Linked DNA regions of Homo sapiens: region 2 is linked to region 1. Evidence: read pairs that join two places in POLR2A ChIA-PET (ENCODE). Cell type or tissue: A673. All regions are shown on one strand. Region 1 overlaps CDC42BPB (CDC42 binding protein kinase beta). Region 2 overlaps CDC42BPB (CDC42 binding protein kinase beta).

What was found. ChIA-PET counts read pairs that join two places held together with the same protein. Peaks named below come from ENCODE experiments on the same cell type or tissue, not always from the same donor. Only the 100,000 strongest peaks of a DNase experiment are listed, where the experiment ranks them.
Region 2: POLR2A ChIA-PET joins it to region 1 with 5 read pairs; 8 of 35 experiments call an interaction of 5 or more read pairs at or near these places.

What each region holds. Positions count from the first base shown.
Region 1 is chr14:103,048,813-103,053,812 of GRCh38, forward strand. The region is part of intron 1 of CDC42BPB (CDC42 binding protein kinase beta); the gene reads right to left. Among named protein-coding and RNA genes, the nearest start is that of CDC42BPB, 6.2 kb to the right of the region's middle. In A673, no CTCF peak of the experiment used is centred here; no DNase peak of the experiment used is centred here; H3K27ac peaks cover 476 bases.
Region 2 is chr14:102,972,618-102,977,617 of GRCh38, forward strand. It overlaps CDC42BPB (CDC42 binding protein kinase beta), which reads right to left. Exons shown (of 37, transcript NM_006035.4): 10 at 3,266-3,432; 11 at 3,067-3,186; 12 at 1,399-1,532. Among named protein-coding and RNA genes, the nearest start is that of AMN, 52 kb to the left of the region's middle. In A673, a CTCF peak has its summit at 169 (motif pointing right); a DNase peak (open chromatin) is centred at 164; H3K27ac peaks cover 268 bases.

The sequences.
Region 1 (5,000 bases):
GCAGTGAGCCAAGATCATGCCACTGCACTCCAGCCTGGGCAACAGAATGAGCCTCCATCTCCAAAAAAAAAAAAATTTACTCCATGGGATTATTATAAGAAAAGAAAATAAAGAAAATTCACTCCAATAACACAAAACTATTTCCCTTAGTAAACTGTATCTTACATGGCTTAGCTGTGAAGACAGTTACCTAACAATAAGAATGCAGACACTGAATTACCAATTTAAACAAAATTATATAAACATATTTGGAACACAGAAAAAGAGCAAGGGGTGAATGTGTTTCAGGCAGTGGAGGGACAATGTAGAACAGTTCTAAGGCCTCTTCTACAGCAGAAGTCAGCAATGTCTAAAATGGTAAAATCAGAAATTAGCAGTACCAGCATGCTACACAGAAATATGAAATTTAAGGCAGGCATTGCTAAGCACCCACCAATATCCAAGGATCTTCTATAGTAACATCCCACCCCCGGCCTGCTTGGCTGAAGGAGGGTGGGATGGCCACCGTCTCAGATGGTGGCCTGAGGGTGGGAAAAGGCCACAGCCCCGGAGGCCTCTTGGAGCAAGGCTGTCCAACTAGCACTGACTGCTGACACGTCAACTTCACGTGAGAGAAATCAACCTGATTTTATTTAAGTCACTGTCACTTTGTTCTCCATTACTGGCAGCTAAATGTGATCCTAACTAAAATGATAAGTAGAAACAGAGCAGTTAAAAGTGGTAGTCTGTGGGAAGTTGGAGCGCGGAGCAAGCGACTGGTAGAGGGACTGCTGTCTTGCACTACAACCCAGTAGTACCGCTTAGTTTCCAAAACTAAGTAAATGCATTACATTGATAAAAGTTAAATGATGTTAAAAGAAAATCACCCCATGGGGCATGGTGGGAAGTGCTGTTAACCTTAACTTTTTTTATTTATTTGAGACAAAATTTTGCTCTTGTTGCCCACGCTGGAGAGCAATGGCACAATCTCGGCTCACTGCAACCTCCGCCTCCCGGGTTTAAGTGATTCTCCTGCCTCAGCCTCCTGAGTAGCTGGGATTACAGGCGTGCGCCACCAGCCCGGCTAATTTTTGTATTTTTAGTAGAGACGGGGTTTCACCATGTTGGCCAGGCTGGTCTTGAACTACTGACCTTGTGATCCACCCGTCTCGGCCTCCCAAAGTGCTGGGATTACAGGCATGAGCCAACACACCCGGCCATAACCTTAACTTCTAAAGCTAAGATTAGATGCGTCTTTTGGGGTCAATTTCAAATTCTAATACTGAATTGTGGATATCAGACTTTTTATTTTAAAGGCAACAGAATATGAAGGCATTGTAGTTTTGGAAAGGCAGAGTGATGAAGAGAGTTTGAGACTGATCTGGCAGAGGTATTTAAAACTTCAAGTGGGAAAGGCATTCATTTAGGCCTGAGGACCTGAGAGCTTTACCTAGGTCCCTGACAATGAGAATAGAAAGAAAAGGCTAAAATAAAATAAAGATATTTCAAAGCAGGCACCTGCAAGGAGGCCTGAGGCTGACCGCAGTCCTGTGAAGGACAGAAATGCTGGTTAGAGGGCTGTTTGCCCAGAAACGGTTAGGGAAAATGCTCAGAACCTGGTTTACCCAACCTGAGTGGGGAGTGGGCTGGAGGGCAGGTTAACATGACCTCCCCAAATTCCTAACATAGCGGAGCGCAGTGGCTCACACTTATAATCCCAACATTTGGGAGGCCAAGGTAGGAGGATTACTTGAGCCTGAGTTCAATTCCACCCTGGGCAACACAGCAAGACCTCGTTTCCACAAAAAATAAAAAATTAGCCAGGTGTAGCGGTGTATGCCTATTGTCCCAGCTATTCAGGAGGCTGAGGCTGGAGGACTGCCTGAGCCTGGGAAGTCAAGGCTGCAGTGAGACATGACAGAGCCACTACACTCCAGCCTGGGTAACAGAGCAAGACCCTGTCTTGGGGGGAAAAAAAAAAATTCTTAACAGTTTTCCAACCTATGACTCTGCAATTTTGGAGGTCAGGGAAATCATCACCTAAATTAACACTGGGAATCACCTTACAATAGGTCCCAAATGTTCTCCAAAGACTCTCCAATCCAAGGACCGAATTTGAATGAAATTATATCATTCCATTCAAATTTATGTTTGAATTTCTAATTCCTAAGAAAAACAAAAATCCAAAGAAGTTCTCTATTACACATCGATTTTTTGCAGTTTTAATCAAAAAACAATTTTGTTGCCACTGTTACCTACCAATCAATAAAACTAACCAAAAACCTAACCCCCAACACAGATTGTTTAAAATCAAACTGAAACTTGACCTTTATCTCCCAGTTAGTGGCTAGTGTATTTGGGGCGGGGGGGCGGGAGATTACTACACGCAGTTCACATTGCCAAAACACTTCTGATTTTAGATTTAAGGAGAGGGTGTTTCCTCTCATCCATTCTCATTAGCAAGAGAGGCTTTCTGTGAGCTTCTCACACAAATTTAAGGTAACCATAACATACCGTCATCCCATAACACTAAGAATCTAAGAAAAAAACAAACGTGGTCAAGGACTAATAGGTATTATGTTATGGGTTTTGGGATGAGATTACATGGTAACATTGTTTTTAGTCTCTTCCAGCTAAAAAAAAAAAAAAAAAAGCTTTGTCTCTTTTCAGAGAAAAGCATTTGACAGTTTCACTGTATTTAATATAGTTTGGAATTAACAGTCCTGTGTGCCTGCCTGTTTATCCAGTATCACTAATGTCAGCGCAACCAGGAGACATCTAAGGGCACCTGGCTTGCGACAAGAGGCAGGGCGGAGGCAAGCAGAGGAGCTCTCTGTCAACCCTGCAGTGTTGTGAGTTCTGTAATTTACATGCATTTGAGTATTTTGCCTGAAGGGCAATTCACTGCACATTTTAAACTTTTTCAGGTAGCTCACACAGTGGTATCCTGAAGTGAGAACTATTTCTTCAAATCCAATTTTATTTCTTTGAAGTCTAGATTTAAGAGAGACACTGCTGCTCACTGTGAAGCCCAACTGTCATGGAAGGAAGAGGTTTTTTGTTTTTTTTTTGGAGACAGGGTCTTGCTCTGTTGCCCAGGCTGGTGTGCAGTGGCGCAATCTCAGCTCACCGCAACCTCTGCCTCCTGGGTTCATGAGATCCTCCTGCCTCAGCCTCCCAAGTAGGTGGGACTATGCGTGCCACCACACCCGGCTAATTTTTGTATTTTTAGTACAGACGGGTTTTCACCTTGTTGGCCAGGCTGGTCTCAAACTCCTGATCCACTCACCTTGGCCTCCCAAAGTGCTGGGATTACAGGTGTGAGCCACCACACCCGGCCTGAAGTTTTAAGACAGAAAAGGTAGGGCTGGGTTGTTAATGTTTAATGGTTTCAGCTGTCCTATCTCATGCTATTATAGTCAGTATCAAACAGCTACCATAGAATCTACATGATCTAAATTAGGTTAAACTAATTTTTATCATGCAATCCTAACATTTCCCTATAATTCAGATCTTACTCAAAAGATCTATTTCTTAAGTCTGTTATTTTTAAAAAGTGTTCCCATGTTATGCAAATATTCTATCCAGAGAAATCATTAAGATAAAAATGTATTTGAGCCGGGCACAGTGGCTCACGCCTGTAATCCCAGCACTTTTTATTATGAGATGTTTAGCACCGTGTCAGTTAAGCCTTACTTATTAAATTCGGTGGCATCATCCCACTCACACCTTGGGCTGGCCATTCCCACACTAACAGCTATGGGCATTCACATCCATGGAGGAGGACCGTGAGAAGATACTATCACACTCATGGTGAGAAAAGCCACAAATGAGGAACCACCCAGAAGACTAGGAGGATTAATTCTATTCATGAAGAGGAAGCACATCTCGAGAGAAGATGCCCGGACTGGGGACTGGAAACCCACGGTCCGCCTCTGTGACACCAGCATCAAGCCTGAGGCCTCCCTCCTGGTCTGACGGCCACACAGCAGCCAGGGCAGAGGACCACTGTGGCCTGTCCAATGCCCATAGGCTAGGATTTCAAACATCAGCTCCATCCAAACGCAACATTAGCTGTTACAAATAAGCTGTGGGAAAAATATTTAACACATAAGACAGTATTTGTATATGACAAAGATGAAAGACAACAAATTCATCTCACTGGGTTGTCCGTATTTGTTGCTATTTACTTTTGGAAACTGTAAAGTGTTTCATATGTTCTGCTTCAAATGGTATCAAGATATTTTCAAAATAGCTTAAAGAAATATACATGCAAGGCCAGGCGTGGTGGCTCACGCCTGTAATCCCAGCACTTTGAGAGGCCGAGGAGGGTGGATCACGAGGTCAGGACTTTAAGACCAGCCTGGCCAAGATGGTGAAACCCCGTCTTTACTAAAAATACAAAAATTAGCCAGGCGTGGTGGCAGGCACCTATAATCCCAGCTACTCGGGAGACTGAGGCAGAGAATTGCTTGAACCCGGGAGGCGGAGGTTGCAGTGAGCCAAGATCGCACCACTGCACTTCAGCCTGGGCAACAGAGTGAGACTCCGTCTCAAAAAAAAAAGAAAAGAAAAGAAAAGAATACACACGCAAAGCTGGGCATTAAGGTTCAAGATTTCATAGAGGAAACCAATCAAGCTATAGGAAAATTAAAGACAAAAACCTACAATGAAAGTTGAAATGACTCGGCCAGGCACGGTGGCTCACACCTGTAATCCAAGAACTTTGGGAGGCCAAGGGGGGCAGATCACGAGGTCTGGAGATCGAGACCATCCTGGCTAACACGGTGAAACCCCGTCTCTACTAAAAATACAAAAAAATTAGCCAGGCGTGATGGCGGGCGCCTGTAGTCCCAGCTACTCAGGAGGCTGAGGCAGGAGAACAACGTGAACCCGGGAGGCAGAGCTTGCAGTGAGCCGAGATCCCGCCACTGCACTCCAGCCTGGGCGACAGAGTGAGACTCCGTCTCAAAAAAAAAAAAAAAAGTTGAAATGACTCTTGTCCCATGCGACCACTGTGG
Region 2 (5,000 bases), 76 kb before region 1:
GGCAGAGGTTGCAGTGAGCCGAGATTGTGCCACTGCACTCCAGGCTGGGCGACAGAGCAAGACTCTGCCTCAAAAAAAAAAAAAAAAAAAAAAAAAAAAAAAAAAAAAAAAAAAAAAAAAAAAAAAAGCCCCACAACCACATGGGGGCAGCGTGCTTACAGGAGGACGCTCCGTAATGTCAGCCTCTGCCCAGTGTCACCTGCACAGCCGCAAAGCTGAATGAAGCATTTGGGCACTCAATCTAGTTACTTAAACATAAGCAAAATCAAAAAGAACACATATGACACAAAGTGCTGAAGGTGAAGTCACAGTGAAGAACTGTATAAAAACAATCGCTGGACAGCCTGCCCTTCAATGCAGACTGATGTGCGGATACTGGCTGTCACTCTGCACTCACCACGCTGATGACCCTGACCTCCCTGCAGCCAATCTGGTCAACTATCTGGCAGTTCAGTCACTGTCACACCTGCTGGTCTGAGATGGAAGTGACAAGACCCTGAGCAAGCTGGCAGGGCAGCTCCCACACGTGAAGGGGAGGCCTCCCCAGGCCTCTCTGGGCCCGCTGGGAGGTACTATGACCCTGTCAAGCAATGAGATGCCATGTGCCCCACACTGCACTTCTAGACAAATCACTCACGTGGATGACCCACAGATTATCTTAAGAAACAATCTGGGTTTGATACCTGGCACATTTTAGAGAACAGATCACAAACTACAGGTTCAAGAATAACATGTATCAATGAATGTATTTTAGAAAACACGCATATAATTGTGTTAGTAACATGCTGACACCTGAGCATAAAAGTTTCCCATATATTACTAAAAATGAAATTTATAAACGAATTATGGGGGGAAATCACCCAGATTTTAACACAGGGTCTCTGCTGCAGTTCCCTGTCATTACTAAGGGTCCCCTTCTAAGAGCAGAGGCCTGGTGGAGAGAAGGGGAGGGCCTGGCTCGGGACGCAGCGTGTGTTGCCACAGCCACCATGCCCTATGCACAGCCACCATGCCCTGTGGACGGCCACCATGCCCTGTGCACGGCCACCATGCCCTATCGACATCTTTCCTCGCTTTAGAATGCAGTGGGGTGCTGCTTTCTCTGTGGGTCTGAAGTGGAGACTGGAGAGGCTGATTGCGAGGTGGATAACCGCTGGGGGCAAGGGGGTGGAAGGCACCTGCCACTGGGAGCCAAGCTCTGCCAGCCGACGCGGGGGCTGTGCAGCAGGCAGGCGTGGCAGGGGCCCCGGGGCCAGGCTTGGCCCTGGCGTCCTGCATGCAGCAGGGACAGCCCATGGGCAGGAGTCCCAAGAGGTCTTCCATCATCGGCATGAACGTGACCTTACAGAATTCTGCAAAGTCCCGTAAGCCTTTCTCACCCCAAACTGAGCCACCTACCTTGTGCAGCTCCTCCTTCTCCTGCCGGACCACGCGGTGCTGCTTCTCCAGCCCCCGCAGCCGCTGCGTGGAGTCCTCACGCTCTTGGCGAAGCGCCACTGTGTCCTCAAGCTGTCGCTCGAGCCTGTTTGAATCTGGACAAAAGAGGAAATAAACTCTGTTCCTTTATGTGCAATGACTATATGTAAACTTTATGTTAGCTGACTTACTGACAGGAAATTATTTAATAATTCACAACACTTTTTCATTCAGAGGTTTTTTTACTTACACACACACACACACACACACACACACACACACACACAGTGTCATAGGCACAGCTACCTGCATGCCTGTGCTGAACAGGCTCCCTAGACTTTACTCTGATCTGACAGCGATCTCCCCTGAGCACTGGGAGCCCTTGGGTGGCGCACACACTCGTCTGCTCAGTCCCTCTAACCTGTGTCACCCAGCACAGTGCCTGGCCCTTGTCCTTTCTCAGCGTGCAAGAAAAGTTTTAGTTAGTAAGTGACTCAATCAAAGAAGTCTGTTTTTGGATCAGGACAGTGGGGTTCCTGATAGGAAATGCAGAGAAGGTGAGATTCAAAGTGTGCTTTGGAGGTGAAGGTCAACTGCAGAGCCAACCTGTGTGAGGTTAAGGCTTAAAAGTGATTGGAGCCAGGCCAGGCGCAGCGGCTCACGCCTGTAATCCCAGCACTTCGGGAGGCCAAGGCAGGCGGATCACGAGGTCAGGAGATCGAGACCATCCTGGCTAACACAGTGAAATCCTGTCTCTATTTTGTAAAAATACAAAAAATTAGCCAGGCGTGGTGGGGGGCTACTTGGGAGGCTGAGACAGGAGAATGGCGTGAACCCAGGAGGCGGAGCTTGCAGTGAGCCGAGATCATGCCACTGCACTCCAGCCTGGGTGACAGAGTGAGACTCCGTCTCAAAAAACAAAAAAACAAAAAAACAAAAACTGATTGGAGCTTTTAGGGAACTTTGATAACCTAGGAACCGCCAAAAGAAAGTGGTGACAGCAGGTCTAGCACCTACAACACCAAGGAGCAGGCAGAGTCACTGATTAAGCTTTAGGAGGAAAGCAGCTCTAGGAACTGTCTGAAAGCCACAAAAAGGAAAACTGTAACAGAGAAGCAGAAAATAGCCAGAGAACGTACAGATAAAATATCAGGAACTGATTCTAGCTGGTGACTATAAAATAATATCATTAGAACTAAGCCAATTGGGGCTGGGCGCAGTGGCTCATGCTTGTAATTCCAGCACTTTGGGAAGCCAAGGCAGGCAGATCACCTGAGGTCAGGAGTTCGAGACCAGCCTGGCCAACATGGTGAAACCCTGTCTCTACTAAAAATACAAAATTAGCCGGGTGTGGTGGCACATGCCTGTAATCCCAGCTACTTGGGAGGCTGAGGCAAGAGAATCGCTTGAACCCAGGAGGTGGAGGTTTCAGTGAGCTGAGATCGCACCACTGCACTCCAGCCTGGGTGACAAAAGTGAAACTCCGTCTAAAAAAAAACAACTGACCAAAATTTGAGAACTCTAAATAAGCTTGCTAAAGCCTAAGCTTTTTTTCTGCTTTCCCACTTTATGAAAAGGACTCTGAAATTCCCTTTTAAGACAGTAATGACCAAAAATAGAGACTAAGAAGTCACACTTTTAAACACATACCTGCTATTTTATTCTTCAAGCGTTCGATTTCTTCATTTAGCTTTTTGATTTCTTTATCTCGGTTTGAATTGCTGAGGGCCCGAGATGAGCCGTGGAGGGACTGCACGGTCTGGGTGGACTCTGAGGGATGGAGAGACAGCGTGAGGTGCAGCCTGGCCGCAGCGCCCCCGCCTGGCCCCGGAGCCGGCGCTGCCCTCACCTTGCAGCTTCCTGCTCAGCTCCAGCTTCTCCTGTTCCAGCCTCCGAATCCTCCTCTCGTAAGCTTCCATCTGCAGGCTGTGCTCCAGGTCCCGCTGCACATCCTCATCTTTGGTTAATGTGTTGGACTGCATTATGCTCTTCAGAGAGCCTCGATCAGAAAAACAGCTGGGAAACCAAGCAACAGGTTTTTTTGATCTACTGAAAATTTAGCGATTTCATTAGCATTTTCAATCTTCCTGAGGTGAAAGATAGTCTTTTTAAATCAGCAAACAAAAACACCTGAGATAAGACTTTATGGTTTATGGAACCAAAGTTAGACAAGTGACCAGATGGTCAAGGAGACACTGACAAGGGCCCTCCCCATCGCTGGTCAAAGAAAGCGCCTCTGCAAAGGAGGGGAAATGGCATTTCTAAATCATCCCCCACACTTAACTATAAATGCAAAACCAGAAGGCATGGATCCTGCGTAAAGCAAGGCTTAGGGGGCAGCCCCAGCTCGTCTGCAGGTCAGCGGTACGCATGGACCACTGAAAGCTTCCTGGTTTGGCCACCAACTGGCCAAGCAATCCAGGACAGCTCTTTCAACTCTTCTTCCCCTGCAGGCTAAGCCACCAATTCTAGCACTGACCAGCACACTAAGCCCCTTACCAAGGACCAGACCACTCGATGACGCACACAGCCGAGGCACAGGCTGAAGCCCAGGATGGCTCTCATTTAATAGCTTAATTCTTGGGCTGCTTTAGGAGTTACTTAGTTCTGCTTAGCTCTTTATGTGACAATGAAGTCAGGGAAATTTTGAGCTCCTACGCAGAGTTCCATAAAGGCACCCAGCCCCCTTTAGAGAAGACCTGGTCAGTGTTTCTCCACAGGTGGTCTGAGGGTGCTGGGCTGCTCCAGCCCTGCGGGATCTGTCAAGAGGAGAGCTCTAGGCCTATCTGGCCAAACTACAGCCATGGGCTTGGGACCTGCAAGTGTGACAAGCATTTGGTGAGCTGGCATGTATTAGAAAGATCAAGAACCTCTGCACTGGGGGCTGGTAAATCAATATGCCCACCCAGAAAGCCTCCTGTGGGCTGGAAGACAGCAGCTGCCACTTTGGCTTATGGGCTGTTTAACCCTGGCCTCTCACACCAAAAGAGATTTCTTCCAAGCTCGAGCAGAAGTATGGGGATATCAGCCGGGCGCGGTGGCTCACGCCTGTAATCCTGACACTTTGGGAGGCCGAGGCGGGGAGATCACGAGGTCAGGAGATCGAGACCATCTGGCCAATATGGTGAAACCCTCTCTCTACTAAAATAAAAAAAATTAGTCGGGCGTGGTGGCGGGCGCCTGTAGTCCCAGCTACTCAGGAGGCTGCGGCAGGGGAATCGCTTGAACCCGGGAGGCAGAAGTTGCAGTAAGCTGAGATCGTGCCTCTGCACTCCAGCCTGGGCGACAGAGCGAGACTCCGTCTCCAAAAAAAAAAAAAAAAAAAAAAGAAGCATGGGGATATCTCCCTCCCAAGACATTTTCAACTGTGGTTCCAGCTGCCAGAGGACGCCAGGAATCAGATTCTGTGGCACAGTGGGAGCTTCCATTGTCTCATTTCACCTCTCTTTCTTCCTAACCCCTCTCCTCTTGGCCCCAGTTTCCTTTTAAAATCGAGGTGGACCATCTCAGGCGACACAACTTTGCAAAGAGGCCCATTTGGGACAGGGGCCCACAACACACAATCCTTACAAAAGCCAGCAGAG